2 separate regions of the Homo sapiens genome follow, and region 1 is linked to region 2. A link is an interaction called in ENCODE POLR2A ChIA-PET data of the cell type or tissue named here. Cell type or tissue: IMR-90. All regions are shown on one strand. Region 1 overlaps PIWIL3 (piwi like RNA-mediated gene silencing 3). Region 2 holds the start of LOC124905091 (a long non-coding RNA gene).

Region 1 (8,000 bases), 150 kb before region 2:
TGGTAAGAGAAGCCCCCATTGGGAACCAGCAAAGCTTCCTGTTCTAGGATTAGAATCAGAGTAAAAGGGGCTTTGGCAGCTGTTTGAATTCCAGCTTATTCTCATAACAGGAATCTCTTTGCTCATTTGGTATCTGCCTGAAAAGCTCAAGATTACCTTTTCTTTTTTTTTGAGACAGAGTCTCACTCGTCACCCAGGCTGGACTGCAGTGGCGTGATCTCGGCTCAAGCTCCGCCTCCCAGGTTCATGCCATTCTCCTGCCTCAGCCTCCCGAGTAGCTGGGACTACAGGCGCCTGCCGCCACACCCGGCTAATTTTTTGTATTTTTAGTAGAGACGGGGTTTCACTGTGTTAGCCAGGATGGTCTCGATCTCCTGACCTCGTGATCCACCTGCCTCGGCCTCCCAAAGTGCTGGGATTACAGGCGTGAGCCACCGCACCCGGCCTCAAGATTACCTTTTTAATGTGGGGCTTTCTTTAAAGAACTTCTGCCTCTTGAAGAAGAACTTGTCCTACTTTTACTCATTTACTCATTTATTCATCCTAGATTTGCCTTTTGGAACAATTTCTTAAGGTATCGCCTTAAATATTTTAAGGCATTATGTCAGATGGCATGGGGGAAGCGTGTCCACAATCTTATGTACCCCAAATGGATGGAAATGATCCATATAATAGGGACTAAAAATCACTTATAAAACTGTTCCAGTACAGATGGAAATCTCCATAGACCAGCAATAGAAGGGGATTCATGTATGTAACTAGGAATCAAGCCATGTGGCATGAGGTAAAGGCAGAACAAGGCTGTGTAAGAAAATACGTTGATGTAATAAAAAGATAGCAGGCCACATATTTATGTTGTACCTAAAATAAAATGTGAACTTCATAAATGTGACTGGTAATGACATGACCAGGCATTCACAAGTACTTGATGTTTGGGGATGTGTCGGTTTTCTTTATGGTAGGTACAGACAGCTTGCAGATCACTATTTTAAATGAGTCATGATGAGGAAACACCTGTATGTGAATAATAAAGAATTAAAATCCTATAAATGCGAGTTGGGATACATAAGGCAGAAATAGAGGAAATGAAAGTGTTCCCGGAGCAAACTGAGGGGCCGGGCTGCTGTTTCTCACTGTCCAATAATGAGATGCAGACTGGGGTGGAAGAGAGTTTTTATTTCTGTAACGAGTTACAGGGAGAAGGCCTGGAAATTATCTCCAGACCAACTCAAAATTACAAAGTTTTCAGAGCTTATATACCTTCTAAGCTATATGTCTATGTCTAAGTGTGCATTTATCTAAAGACATAAGTGATTAACTTTTCTTTTTTTTTTTTTTGGACGGAGTCTCACTCTGTCGCCCAGGCTGGAGTGCAGTGGTGTGATCTCAGCTCACTGCAACCTCCGCCTCCCGGGTTCATGCCATTCTCCTGCCTCAGCCTCCCAAGTAGCTGGGACTACAGGCGTCCGCCACCATGCCCGGCTAATTTTTTATATTTTAGTAGACAAAGGGTTTCACTGTGTTAGCCGGGATGGTCTCAATCTCCTGACCTTGTGATCTGCCCGCCTCAGCCTCCCAAAGTGCTGGGATAACAGGCGTGAGCCACCATGCCCGGCCATAAGTGATTAACTTTTCATCTATAACTAAGGTCTGAGTCCTGAAGACCTTCTTCTGGAGACTCAGTAAATTTACTTAATCTAAATGGGTCTAGGTGCTACGGTGATTACCCTTAGCTTGTCTGCTGCTAAATCATGGAGGTTTGGGGCATTCCTTCAGACCTCCAATAAACTTGTTTGTGGAGGCCTGGGGATTTTCTTCAGACCGCCAGTAAAACCTGTTTAATCCTAAATGGGTCCTGCTAAGAATTCCTTCGTTATTTTGTCATGCTGTGAGGCCCAGGAAAGGCCTAGGCAAAACTCTTGGTGGGCTTTTGTTACATTCCAGCCTTTGTATAAGGGCACTGACTTTTTTAGCTGTTAATATTTAACTTAACCACTCAGTACTGAAAGAGTTGTGATGGAGGCCTACATTAGTAAAAACTGGCCTGCCACAAACGTATATTCAGGTTACAGCTTTCTTTACAGGAAGTGAAGCAAATCTAGTATTAAGGCTACAAGAATAAAAAAAGTCACTTTGCATTTAATATTAATAACTCATTCCTGAAAATCAGACATTTGTAGTAAAAATGCCAGTAGGGAACATAGTCCTCATTTTAAACACAAAATTTTACAAATATTCTATTTAAAATTATGCATTAATCCGATCTAAACCTTTCATTTTTTTTAGATATTTGGAAACTTTATTCCTTTTAATCTTATATTTTAGTGTAATTTCAGACTTACAGGAAGAATTGGAAAAATAATACAAATACCCCCTGTATACCCATCATCCAGATAACCCAAACATTTGACCACAGTTGTATAATTATTCTTTTTCTCCTTCACCATATGCATATGATTGTAATTCATGGCAGCTACTGTGTGTGTGTGCATGATATGCTGCTTCATTAATCTCTAAACACATCAGTGGGTATTTTGAAAACAAAGGAACATACTCTTACTTAAACACGTTACCCAATTAAGAAAATTAATATTGAAGTAATGCTTTTTTTTTTTTTTTTTTTTGAGACTGAGTCTCACTCTGTCACCCAGGCTGGAGTGTAGTGATGCAATCTCGGCTCACTGCAACCTCCGCCTCCCAGTTCAAGCTATTCTCCTGCCTCAGCCTCCCAAGTACCTGGGACTACACGTGCCCGCCACCATGCCTGGATAATTTTTGTATTTTTAGTAGAGACGGGGTTTCACCGTATTGGCCACGCTGGTCTCGAACTCCTGACCTTGTGATCTGCCCACTTTGGCATCCCAAAGTACTGGGATTACAGGCGTAAGCCTCTGCGCCCAGCCGGTGATGCTGTTTTCTAATCTGTACACATAATTCTAATTTCACCACTCATCTCTGCACAAAAACCAAAAAACTTAAAGCTGGTCCTTTTCAAAATATCAAAATTTAATACTGTCAAGACTGAAGAAGACTAAAGCTAAAAAAAAAAAAAAAGAAAAAGTAGAATCCATCAGTATAGATTCACCAGAGATTAATAAAATATGAAACACCAAAAGCTACTATATGCCAGTCATTTGAAAATTTGAAATAAGTCACCTTCAGAAAAAAATGCAAATGATTAACTGTTTAGTCTGAACTATGGGACAAATACTTGTCAATGCAGACAATGCATTTGAAATTCTACACCCTTTCATGTGAAAGGAAGAAAAACAGTATAGAATAAGAAGAGAATTTCCTTAATCTGATAAAAGATGTCCACCAAAAACTTCCTATAAACATCATCGTGTTAAAAATAACTTAATAATTATTTTCCCAAGCAAGTCAGGAACAGGCCAATTAGTAACCAGTCTGCCTAACTGCTTAGTTTCCCACTGGAAATCCAACCCAATATTTGAAAATTTGGAAAATCAGGCAGTTTCAGTAACTCCTAAGTTTGCTTACTCAGCAGTAAAATGGGGATACTACTACTTATTTCAGTGGGTTGCTGAAAGTATTAACTTTGCCAAGTGAACCACTCGGCAAGTGCCCTATACATACATCATGAGGAAGCTGTCTAGGGTCAATGAAACCGTCTCGTCGTCTGCGGTGTTATCCGAGCTCTCTGTTTCATGGCCAAGAAAATTTAGGAGTGTGGACACCAAGAGTAAGGTTGGAGCAAAAGAGGAAAGCTCTCTGCAGCAGAGAGGGGGCCCGAGAGGGTTGCCATTTTACAGTTAAACACAAAAGCTTTTCTAAGAAATTTCCCTTATCTGTGTAGCTGTCTGTGTAACTGTCCTCATCTGTGCAGCTGCAGGCCTGTCTCAGCCAAGCCTCCCCCTTATGCAACTTCCCATGGAGTCCGCACTGTGTACTTGTCTGTAGAAGCAGAGGAAACTTTCCTGGGAGCCTGCTGATTACACAAAGAACAAAAGCATTTCTGCGTTAGGCCTTGCTCCCTTATCTGTGCAGCTGCAGCTTGATTTTTCAGGCTGTTTAAAAGAATTTTAGTGTGGACCTGCCTTAACTGTTTTTTGTTTTTTGTTTTTTTCCTTTCTCCTCTCTCAGTGATAGTCCTGTAAATGGTGACTGTCCTGATCATTGTATCCTTCAGCCTGATTTTAACCCATCCTTGTCAACATGGTGATAAGTTCCTGGAACCTGAATAACTAGGATGGAAATGATATTGCAGGCTTAAGCAATTGATGTAATTTATAATTGTAATTTATAACAATGTTAACTATAATTTACAACACTATAATTTAAACACTTATAACAATTTAATGTTAATTATAGTTTATAATGTTAATTATAATTTGTTTCTTCTACACATTCACCCTTCCAATTAAGTAATAACTAATGTAATAATTTTCTAATAAATACATATAAGTTGATATAATTATGTTATAATTAATAACATGGCTCTAGACCCTTCGCCCTCTTGGGCTCATATATTTTCTTAATAAATTGACTCTAGCTTGTTAGTCTTCCACCTAAGTTGCCTGCTCCAGATGGTTTTTCTTTCCTGTATCACTGTTGTTGTATCTTAGGGAATGTCATGTTTGCTGGTTTTCAAGGTGATTTGTATCCTGCCCAATGATGACAAACGTAGATATGACAGCATAAAAAGATACCTATGTACCAAATGCCCAATTCCAAGCCAGTGTGTGGTGAAAAAGACCTTAGAAAAAGTCCAGGCAAGGACCATCGTCACCAAGATTGCCCAGCAGATGAATTGCAAGATGGGAGGAGCCCTCTGGAAGGTGGAGACAGACGTATGTTGTATTTCACTGACTTCGTTTAACTTACTTCTAATAAAACTTGAGATTCTCTTAATTGTTAATGCTTAAATTTTGCTCACGTTCTAACTCCATTACCTTTTCAAAAACAAACTTAAGGTACAAAGAACAATGTTCGTTGGCATTGATTGTTTCCACGATATCGTAAATCGACAGAAATCAATAGCAGGATTTGTTGCAAGTACCAATGCTGAATTAACAAAGTAAGTAAGCTCTGGTAGACATGTTTAGTTAGTAGCTGACTGTGGACCAAATAGAAAAGATGAACCTAATTAATATGTGTTAACTCAAGAGGTTGGGAATTTGACAGATGAGTTATTCTTAATCATGTAGTCTCCTGATTTTTCTGGCAAAGTTATGTTCCCAGAACATTTTGCATGGTTGGCTGGCTCTACATCATTTTCCATTGCTGCCTAAAATACCACAGACGTGGCAGTTTATGACAATGCCTGTCTTTATCTGCACGGTTCTTCTGATCAGACACCTGGTAGTTCACGCTCTCAGGACCTTACAAGGCATAAATTAAGGTGTCAGCTAAGCCACATTATCATCTGGAGGCTTGATAGCACTCCCCTTCCAAGCTCATGTCATTGTGGCTGAATCCATTTCTTTGTAGTTAGATGACAGAGGTCCCTGGTTTTTGTTGTTGTTGTTTGTTGTTGTTGTTGTTGACCGTCAGCTGCAGGCCAGTCTTGATCACTCTCATGTAGCAAACCCCTCTCCATCTTCCAACCAGCCATAGCACATTGAGCCCTTGTTCTGTTTTGAATCTGACCTCCTCTTTGGCCATCAGCCAGAAAAAACATCCCTGCTTTTAAAGGAGCTCATGTAATTACAAATGACTCATTTGGAAAACTTTTATCATAAAGTCAACAGAGCCATATAGCATAACAATCACAGGGGTGGTATTCTGCCATAATCACAGGCTCTAGGGATTAGAACAGGTAGAATTCTGCCTACCACAGGCTCTGATCAGTAAATGTCTTAAATGGAGATCATTAACACATAGTGAAATAGTTCAGATGTGCATGGGTAAAGAGACATGGAAACATAATTAGTGGCCAGAGATCTGTAAGTATAGGATCTTGTCTTCCTATACCTGCAAGTGATGTACTTCCAAAAGGAGATGTGTGTCTATATCCTATGCTCTCCTTTTCTCCCAGGGCCCTTTTATTTTCTGTTCTCAGAGTAGAAACCACACTGCACCTTGAAATACGTTTGCAGTCTTAAGTTTGCAGTCCTCTTTGCACATTACTTGATGTATGTCCTGCAAATTACCTCTGTTTAATAATGATTGTGGCCCACTAGGTGTAATTCAGGAATATCTTTAAAGGAAGATCCATCTTTATTTCCATAGATGATGACTTTTTTCCAGTCATATTCTGCTTCAATATGATAATATTGTTTTGCTCTACTTTTTGTTTGAAAATAGCGTTGCAATCATAGGGAAAAATTATACTTTCAATTATTCAACAGATGCTTTTCTCAAGTAATACTTATTTTAATAGTGTAAAATCTGCTTTCCAATCAAATAAAAACTTCCAAAAAATTATGAAAATAGCCAATACCGCCGGGTGCGGCGGCTCACGCCTGTAATCCCAGCACTTTGGGAGGCTGAGGCGGGCAGATCACAAGGTCAGGAGATCGAGACCATACTGGCTAACATGGTGAAACCCCGTCTCTACTAAAACAAAATACAAAAATTAGCCAGGCATGGTGGTGGGCGCCTGTAGTCCCAGCTACTTAGGAGGCTGAGGTAGGAGAATGGCGTGAACCCGGGAGGTGGAGCTTGCAGTGAGCCAAGATCACGCCACTGCACTCCAGCCTGGGTGACAGAGCGAGACTCCGTTTCAAAAAAAAAAAAAGAAAGAAAGAAAATAGCCAATACCTTGAACAAAGAGAAACACACATAGCTAAGTAAATATTACAATTACATACTCCAAACCCAAGAAAGCAGAGACCATCATGAGCCAAATCATTCTTGGAGCTGTCAACAGATTTTTCTGAGTGGCTACCATGTTCAGATGCTGACACTAGCAGTGAAAATGTGGAGCCGAGACGCCTGGTCATGCTCTATGGATTAAATCCTAGTGAGAAGAGGCAGCCAGACAGATACATCACAATGTCAGGTGGTCAGATGGGGTTACTGTGAAGTAAATAAGAATGCGGTAAGGGGATAGAAACTTGAGACAGCATACCATTTTACTAGATATGTTGAAGTTGTGTCAACAGCTGCCACCATTCCAAAGCAAACCCCTTCCTCAGTGAGGGGGAACATGGAGGAGCCATTGTTGAGGGCATTGGTCCCAAAGCAGGAACCAGGGGGAGCACAGGGATTTCCTTTTATTGCATTCCCCCATAGGCGAAACTGCAGTCGTCTTGTACAATAAAGCATGATTAATTTGTAGTAATGTGAATAAATGCTTCCATTCTACTTGACTATTTGTATGCACTCAAAATTTTCTAAAATGCCTAAGATATCAAAAGAGACCAATACTTTGATCTCCGTAGAGATATGAATTGATGCTAAAATGTCCTTAACTACTGATAGTAATATTTTTTGCCCATAGATTAATGCAGACTCAAATGAGATTTTAAGAATCTTGTTTTCCAAACTGGTGGTTTTTCTGTGAACAGGTGGTACTCTCAATGTGTCATCCAGAAAACAGGAGAAGAGCTTGTGAAAGAGCTGGAGATCTGCTTGAAAGGTCAGTGTCTTGTAGCGGTCGGGGAACCCGACACTATACAAGTAGTTCTCCACCAATGGACTTACTGCCTCCAGGGGACACTTGGTAATGACTGAACCTTTAGTTTTTGGTGTCACAACTGGGGTGGAGGTGCTACTGGCATTGAGTCTAGTGGGTAGAGGACAAAGATGCTGCTAAACATCCTACCATGCATAGGTTGACCCCACCTCCACCACCTCCACCACAGATTCTCTGGATCAAAACTTCCATAGTGCTGTTGTTGAGGAACCCCAGAATAGACAGGACTTAAGCAGTAAAATTGCCCTGAAAGCTGCAGTGTTGAAAGATGGACCTAGAATTTGTCAAAAGCAGCAAAGGCTAGTTTGTTCCAAGTAACGGTTTATTTACTTTTTCTGATTTCCTCTTAGCTGCCCTGGATGTCTGGTGTAAAAACGAATCATCGATGCCACATTCTGTT
Region 2 (8,000 bases):
CCCCACCAGGTTCAAGGCATTCTCCTGCCTCAGGATCCCGAGTAGCTGGGACTACAGGAGACTGCTATCATGCCTGGCTAATTTTTGTATTTTTAGTAGAGACAGGGTTTCACCATATTAGCCAGGCCGGTCTTGAACTCCTGACCTTGTGATCTGCCCGCCTTGGCTTCCCAAAGTGCTGGGATTACAGGCATGAGCCATTGCGCTCGGCTTGTTTTTTAAAAATATTTTATTTTTTAAAATAACCCTTCATTGAGGTATAATTGAAACACAAAAAGTAGACATTCCGAGCACTACACAAGATTAAAATGTGCAATATGATACATTTTGCACATGTATACATCTATGAAGCCACTATCACAATCAAGATAGTAAATGTACCTGTCACCCCGAAAGTTTTGTCATGCCTCTTGGTAATCCCTCCCTCCCGCCTCTCCATGCCCACTGACATCCAAAAGCAACCATTGATTTGCTTTGTTTTTTACAGTTTGCATTTGTGAGATTTGGGGATATATGGAATCATATAGGATATACTTTTTTTTTTTTTTTTTTAGGTGAAGTCTCACTTTGTCACCCATACTGGAGTGCAGTCTCAGCTCACTGCAACCTCCCCCTCCCAGATTCAAGCAGTTATCCTGCCTCAGCCTCCCAGGTATCTGGGACTACAGGAGCATGCCACCATGCCCAGCTAATTTTTGTATTTTTAGTAGAGATGGGGTTTCACCATGTTGGCCAGGTTGGTCTTGAACTCCTGATCTCAAGTGATCTGCCTGCCTCAGCCTCCCAAAGTGCTGGGATTACAGGCATGAGCCACCACACCCAGCCGGATGTACTCTCTTCTATATGGCTTTTCACTTAGCACAATTATTTAGAGACTCACTCACGTGTACCAGTAGTTCCTTTTTATTGCCGAGTATTGCACTGGACGGTGTGCCACAATTTATCCATTCATCTGTTGATGGATGTTTGAGTTGTTTCCAGTTTTTGGCTATTACAAATAAAGCTGCTATGAAAATTCATGTATAAGTTTTTGCATGGACATATATTTCCTTTTCTCTTGGGTAAATACCTAGGAATGGAATGTGGGGATCATAAGGTAGATGTATTTTTAATGTCTTAAGAAACTGTCAAACTGTTTTCCAAAGTGGTGGTGCAGTTTTACATCCCCATCAGCAGTGTTTGGGAGTTCTTGTTGCTTTACATATTCAACAGCACATAGCATGGTGAGTTTTTTAAACATTAGCCATTCTTCTGGGTGTGTAGCAATATCTCTCTGGCTTTAACTTGGGCATTTCCCTAATGACTAATGATGTTGAACATGTTTTAATGTGCATGTTTGCCATCTGTATCTTCTCAAGTCTGTTCAAATTTTTTCCCCATGTCTTATTATTGAGCTTTGCAAATTCTTTATTTTTTGAGACAGAGTTTTGCTCTTGTTGCCCAGGCTGGAGTGCAATGGCACGATCTCGGCTCACCGCAACCTCCGCCTCCTGGGTTCAAGCGATTCTCCTGCCTCAGCCTTCCTGAGTAGCTGGGGTTACAGGTATGTGCCACCACACTGGGCTAATTTTGTATTTTTACTAGAAACGGGGTTTCTCCATGTTGCTGGTCTCGAGCTCCTGACCTCAGGTGATCTGGCCTCGGCCTCCCAAAGTGCTGGGATTACAGGCGTGAGCCACGGTGCCTGGCCACAAATTCTTTATATATTCTGGATACACATTTTTTATTAGACTTAGCTTTGCCAAAATTTCGTGGTTAGTCTTTTAACAGTGTCATTGGAAAGCAGTTTTTTATTTTGGTGGTCTAATATATTAGTTTGGTCTTTCATGGATAGTACTTTTGGTATTATATCTGAATTTTTGCTTAACCCAAGGTTTAGGGTTACATTTCTTCTAGAAGTTTTATAGTTTTAAGTGGATGATCCATTTGGAATTAATTTTTTTGTATGGCATGAGGTATAGACCCAAGTTTTGAGGGATTTTTCCATACAGATATCCAATTGTTCTGGCACCATTTGTTGAAAATGCTATCCTTTCTCCAGTGCATTACCTTTGTGGCTTTGAAAAAACTCATTTTGTATACATGTGTGGATTTGTTTTCAGACTCTGTTCCTTTGATCTATTTGCTTAACTTGATGAAATACCATGCTGTTTTGATGAGTACAGCTCTATAGTAATTCTTGAAATCAGGGAGTCTTCTTTTAAAATCTGCTCAGCTTTTGAAATACACAGTTATAACTTTTAATGTCCTTCTTTGCTAATTCTAACATCTGTGTAGTTTTGGATCTCTTAATCTCATTATGTGCTGTGCTTTCCTGCATCTTTGCATGCCTAGCAATCTCTGACTGGAGCCAGACAGTGAATTTTACTGTGTGGGGTACTGGACATTTTTATATTCCTATAAATCTTTTTGAGTCTTATTCTTGGATATATTTAATTGGTCCGGAAAAACAGTTTCATGTTTTAATGTGTTGTTTTTATGACTTGTTATTCAGGTCCAGCGCTCAGTCTTGGGCTAATTATTCCTCATTTACCAGGCAAGGCCTTCCTGGATATTTGTATTAATCATGCCTTTTGTTTTCTGTTTTATGATGCTTTGGTATCTTGGGCCTTGCTAATCCTGAAGGATGCTCCTCCCAGGGTTAGCTAATTCCTAGAGATAGTAAACAACTTGCTGGCAGCGTGTCTTTCATGTACAAACCAAACAATCCAAAGTCCACACCCAAAACTGCCTCCTTTATCTAACTCTCATACACTAAGCCAGTATTTCCTTTACCCTCAATCACCTCAGGGCAAGGTACTTTACAGAGACCACTTATAACCCAGTTGAAAATTATTCAGACTATCCAATCCTAAACTTGCTCAAACTTGCCTACTCTGCCTCACTCATTCCTTCATGAGAAAACTACAATGAAGGCTCTGGGTCTTGCTCTGCCATTGCTCCTTCTGCCTCCTGACTCAGGCTGGTGTCTCCCCATATGGCCCACGTAACGTGGTTTGCCCCCTTCTTTGAGAACTGTAATACATTCTTTCAAGGCAGCTGTCTCTGGGTCTTACCATACCTGATTAAAACAAAATCAGATATGGTACATCTTAAAACAACACTGTACTCCATATCCTGTGAATTTCTTGTCTGACTGATAGGAAAATGTTTAGTCTCAGCCTAGCATGACGCCAAGCACTGTTCCAATTCTTTATGGGTCTTCCCCAGCCTGTTAACTTCCTCACATCGGTGTGCTCATCAGTATTCTGCTGAATGTTCAAAAGCAACCCGCTGCAGATCTCTTGGGTTCTCTGTGTGGCTTTCTTCTCTTGACATTCTGTCCTATAGTCCTAGCTGCCTTGGTGGCTTCTCTGAACTCTTAGCTCTCGTTTCTCAATGCAGGCAGGCTGGTAGGTCAGCTTCAGTCCCCTTCCCTGTGCCACAGCTTGGAGACTCTTGTAAGCAGTGAGCTGGGGCAATTGTACAACTCCCCTTATTTATTTCTCGTTTCTCAGGGATTAGTCTCCTTCAATGTCTGATGTCTTGAAAACCATTGTTTCATATTATTTTGTGTGTGTTTTTTCAGACACAATGATAAATCAATTACTTTCATCTTGGCTAGTGGCAGAAAAACTCCTGTATGCTTTGATTGTTTTTTAAGGTTATGGTTCTACCAGTGTAGAAGCTGGGATAGTATCAGTGAATCAAGTGAGTCCACATCCACCCTTGTACAGATAACCAACCAGAGGCTGGGAGAGGTGGTCACGGTGGCACTCAGAACCAGAATTCATGTTTTTGGTTTTTCTTTTTCTTTTTGAGATGGAGTCTTGCTCTGTCACCCAGGCTGGAGTGCAGTGGCACAATCTCGGCTCACTGTAAGCTCCGCCTCCTGGGTTAAAGCAATTCTCTGCCTCAGCCTCCTGAGTAGCTGGGATTACAGGCACCCGCCCCAACACCTGGCTAATTTTTGTATTTTTAGTAGAGATGGGGTTTCACCATCTTGGCCAGGCTGGTCTCGAACTCCTGACCTCGTGATCCACCTGCCTCGGCCTCCCAAAGTGCTGGGATTACAGGCGTGAGCCACCGTGTCCTGCTCAGAATTCATGTTAAATACTGGTCTAATTACCTTTATGACATCATCCTTTAGTCTATATCTTCTTTAAATCTGAGTTATTCTTTTTTTTTTCTTTTTGAGACAGAGTCCCGCTCTGTTGCCCAGGCTGGTGTGCAGTGGTGCGATCTCAGCTCAATGCAACCTCCACCTCCTGGGTTCAAGCGATTCTCCTGCCTCAGCCTCCCCAGTAACTGAGATTACAGGCATGTGCCACCACACCCAGCTAATTTTTGTATTTTTAGTAGAGACACGGTTTTGTCATGTTGGCCAGGCTGGTCTTGAATGCCTGACTTCAGGTGATCTGCCCACCTCAGCCTCCCAAAGTGCTGGGATTACAGGCATAAGCCACCACCCCCAGTCTTATTCTTCATTTTAAAGTAATATATTTTCAAAGAAAAAAAGCAAAAGCATGCTGAAACATTCATATTTCCACATGACCTGACTTCCCCAATCTTGGCAAAAAAGTTGGAAGCTTATTCTCCAGAGGGGGTTAGAAGGTTTCTGGACTAGGAGCCCTCCCAGAGACCTGGATGAAGGAACTGAATGTGGACATACTAGAATGCTGAAATTCTCACCCTCTTCCCCAACAGAGCTCTCAATCCAGCAGCTCAGAGTAAACCCTCCTGATGTGAAACCAAAAGTTTCTCCAAGAGAACCTGTCCAGCCTGGAGCAAAGTTCTAGAAGTATGGACACTGGGGATTTCCCCAAAGAAGCTCAATGAGATCACCTTACAATCACATATTCTTTTTAATACTCCACTCTTAAATATAAGCAAGATTACCAACGATTGCCAGGCAGCTAAAGAAAGTCTGTAACATGAAAGATTAAATTGAAGAACAGAAAGCAGAAAGACATATGCAGGGAGATGAAAGCTTCTACAGAGCATATTAATATCCTCAAAGATGTTGCAACAAGGAACAAGGTACTGTCCCTATATATCTACGTATATAAAGGAACAATCAGAGAATCAACTTGGAGTAATCCTCCATAAATTATGATCAAAAGAAAAGAAAATTGGGGTTGGGGCACACAGGGAGGAGAGGTAATTCTGGGTCCACCATCTGAGTAACAGAAATTCCAGAAAGAAAAACCACAGACAGCCGGGCCTGGTGGCTCACGCCTGTAATCCCAGCACTTTGGGAGGCCAAGGCAGGTGGATCACCCGAGGTCACGAGTTTGAGACCAGCCTGACCAACATGGTGAAAATCTGCCTCTACTAAAAATACAAAAAATTAGCCGGGTGTTGGGGCAGGTGCCTGTAATCCCAGTTACTTGGGAGGCTGAGGCAGGAGAATTGCTTGAACACCGGAGGCAAAGGTTGCAGTGAGCCGAGATGGCACCATTTCACTCCAGCCTGGGCAACAAGCGTGAAACTCAGTCTTTAAAAAAAAAAAGAAAAAGAAAAACCACAGACAACCTAAGGAAGAAAATCACTGAGAATGAATTCAAGAAAGTTTCCCAGAAATTAAGGACAAGAGTTCACTCGGAAAGGGGCCTGGCATGGAAACAGACCTTCGCCAAGGCAGGTATTAATACGTCATTCTGAAATTTTGGAACACTGATAACAGAAGGGAAAAAAAAAAAAGTCATATAAAAAGGATCTGGACTCTGGCCGGGTGCGGTGGCTCACGCCTGTAATCCCAGCACTTTGGGAGGCCGAGGTGGGTGGATCACACAGTCAGGAGATCGAGACCATCCTGGCTAACACGCTGAAACCCCGTCTCTACTAAAAATACAAAAAAATTAGCTGGGCGTGGTGGCGGGCGCCTGTGGTCCCAGCTACTCGGGAGGCTGAGGCAGGAGAATGGCATGAACCTGTGAGGCGGAGCTTGCAGTAAGCCGAGATCGCACCACTGCACTCCAGCCTGGGAGACAGAGCGAGACTCCGTCTCAAAAAAAAAAAAAAAGATCTGGACTCAAAATCACTTCAGACTTCTCTACAGCAATGCTAGATGACAAAGTAGCCATAACTTCAAAATTCTGAAGGATACTAATTCCTTTTTTTTTTTTTTTTTTTTTTTTTTGAGACGGAGTCTCACTCTGTCACCCAGGCTGGAGTGCAGTGGTGCAATCTCGGCTCACTGCAGGCTCCACCTCCCGGGTTCATGCCATTCTCCTGCCTCAGCCTCCCGAGTAGCTGGGACCACAGGTGCCCGCCACCACGCCCAGCTAATTTTTTTGTATTTTTAGTAGAGACGGGGTTTCAGCGTGTTAGCCAGGATGGTCTCGATCTCCTGACTGTGTGATCCACCCACCTCGGCCTCCCAAAGTGCTGGGATTACAGGAATGAGCCACTGCGCCCGGCACTAATTCCAACATAGAATTTCATACCCAATCAAATCAAGTGTGAGCACATTTTTAGACATGCAGATACTCCCCCAAAATAAGGTGATAAAAGAAGAGGTTACACAGAAAACAGAGATCCAACAGAGGAGCAGTGTGGGGAGTGCCCAGGGTGACAGTGACACACCAAGCACGGGGAGAAACCAGTCCAGATTGGGGTGGGTCAAGAATAATAACTGATAAATGATGTCATGATCTTCAGATATGATTGGGGTTGAATTAGTGACAAATAGAAAACCAAGCAAATAAAAATGCAAGAGGATTACTTTCAGGGAAAAGTTCCACAGTAATCTAGTCTATTGTATGACTCAGCTGTGATCACTATGACACTGTCATATTTTTAAAAAGTTTAATCACATCTTAATAATTTGACACTGAATATGATCTAACCAGAATTACAATATCAGGGAGATGGGTGAGAGGAAGTAAATTCATGGTGGGCAGGAGGAAGAGAGGATTCAAAAGATAATGGTGGCCGGGTGCAGTGGCTCACACCTATAATCCCAGCAGGCCGAGGCGGGCAGATCACTTGAGCCCCGGAGTTCAAGACCAGCTTGGGCAACATGGCAAAACCCTGTCTCTACAAAAAATACAAAAATTAGCTAGGCATGGTGGTGTGCACCAGTATTTCTAGCTACTCAGGAGGCTGAGGTGGGAGAATCACCTGAGCCCGAGAAGGTTGAGGCTGCAGTGAGCCATGATTGTGCCATTGCACTCCCGCCTGGGGAAGAGTGAGACCGTCTTAAAACAAGCAAACAAAAAACCATCAAGGAATAGTCATGAAAACATGTTCATATTGAGACATGGAGGTAAATACAAACAAATCAGCCAAGAGTTGGACAGACTACTGTGAGGCAAGGAAAGTGGGGTAAAGGCAGGGTAGGAGGGCTACTGTTTTTCATAATAAACCTTATGGAACAACTTGTTTTCAATCTGCGTCAACTGATTTTCCCCCCTAAGATGCAGGATATAAAACTGTTTACAAAGCTACATATTTTAGGTTGATCCCCCTTCACTTTTCAGATCTAGGTAGGGTTATAGCCAGTTTCCATTGCGTGGAGAATCTGCAAGGCTGGTGTTCCTGTACGGGTCCAGAGTGAACTACATCAAAAGTCGCTTTTGATATCGAGGATGCAGTTCACTACTATTAAGTGTAATGTGTTATTATTCAAAGTAAGTACTGTTTACTGTAAAAGTATGATGAATTCAGTAATGATTATACTAAAATAACATACTAGTACAGGGTCAAAATACGGCTTTAGGTCTACTTAAGATAGAATACTTAAGAATTACTTATCTGGGGACCAGGGAATTGTTTAAAATGCAGATTCCTGGGCCCCACTCCAGGTGTGCGGCTTGCAGTCTTCATTTCTAATAAGATCCTTAGTTGATGTTGAAAACCACTGCTTTCATTTGTTTTTTATTTAAGAGACAGGGTCTCACTGTCATCCAGGCTGGAGTGCAGTGGTGCAATTATAGCTCACTGCAGCCTTAATCTCCTGGGCTCATGTGGTCGTCCTGCCTCAACCTCCAGGATAGCTGGGACTGCAGGCATCAGCT

The links. Peaks named below come from ENCODE experiments on the same cell type or tissue, not always from the same donor. Only the 100,000 strongest peaks of a DNase experiment are listed, where the experiment ranks them.
Region 1: POLR2A ChIA-PET joins it to region 2 with 10 read pairs; 2 of 35 experiments call an interaction of 5 or more read pairs at or near these places.

What each region holds. Positions count from the first base shown.
Region 1 is chr22:24,724,988-24,732,987 of GRCh38, reverse strand. PIWIL3 (piwi like RNA-mediated gene silencing 3) reads left to right here. Exons shown (of 21, transcript NM_001255975.1): 15 at 4,614-4,811; 16 at 4,935-5,038; 17 at 7,473-7,543; 18 at 7,951-8,000. Among named protein-coding and RNA genes, the nearest start is that of PIWIL3, 46 kb to the left of the region's middle. RefSeq lists an enhancer at 1,649-2,223. In IMR-90, no CTCF peak of the experiment used is centred here; DNase peaks (open chromatin) are centred at 3,897 and 5,637; H3K27ac peaks cover 375 bases.
Region 2 is chr22:24,573,747-24,581,746 of GRCh38, reverse strand. It overlaps SNRPD3 (small nuclear ribonucleoprotein D3 polypeptide), which reads right to left. Exons shown (of 4, transcript NM_004175.5): 4 at 6,776-8,000. LOC124905091 (a long non-coding RNA gene) reads left to right here and starts at 541. Exons shown (of 2, transcript XR_007068024.1): 1 at 541-1,543; 2 at 4,687-5,068. In IMR-90, no CTCF peak of the experiment used is centred here; a DNase peak (open chromatin) is centred at 1,266; H3K27ac peaks cover 837 bases.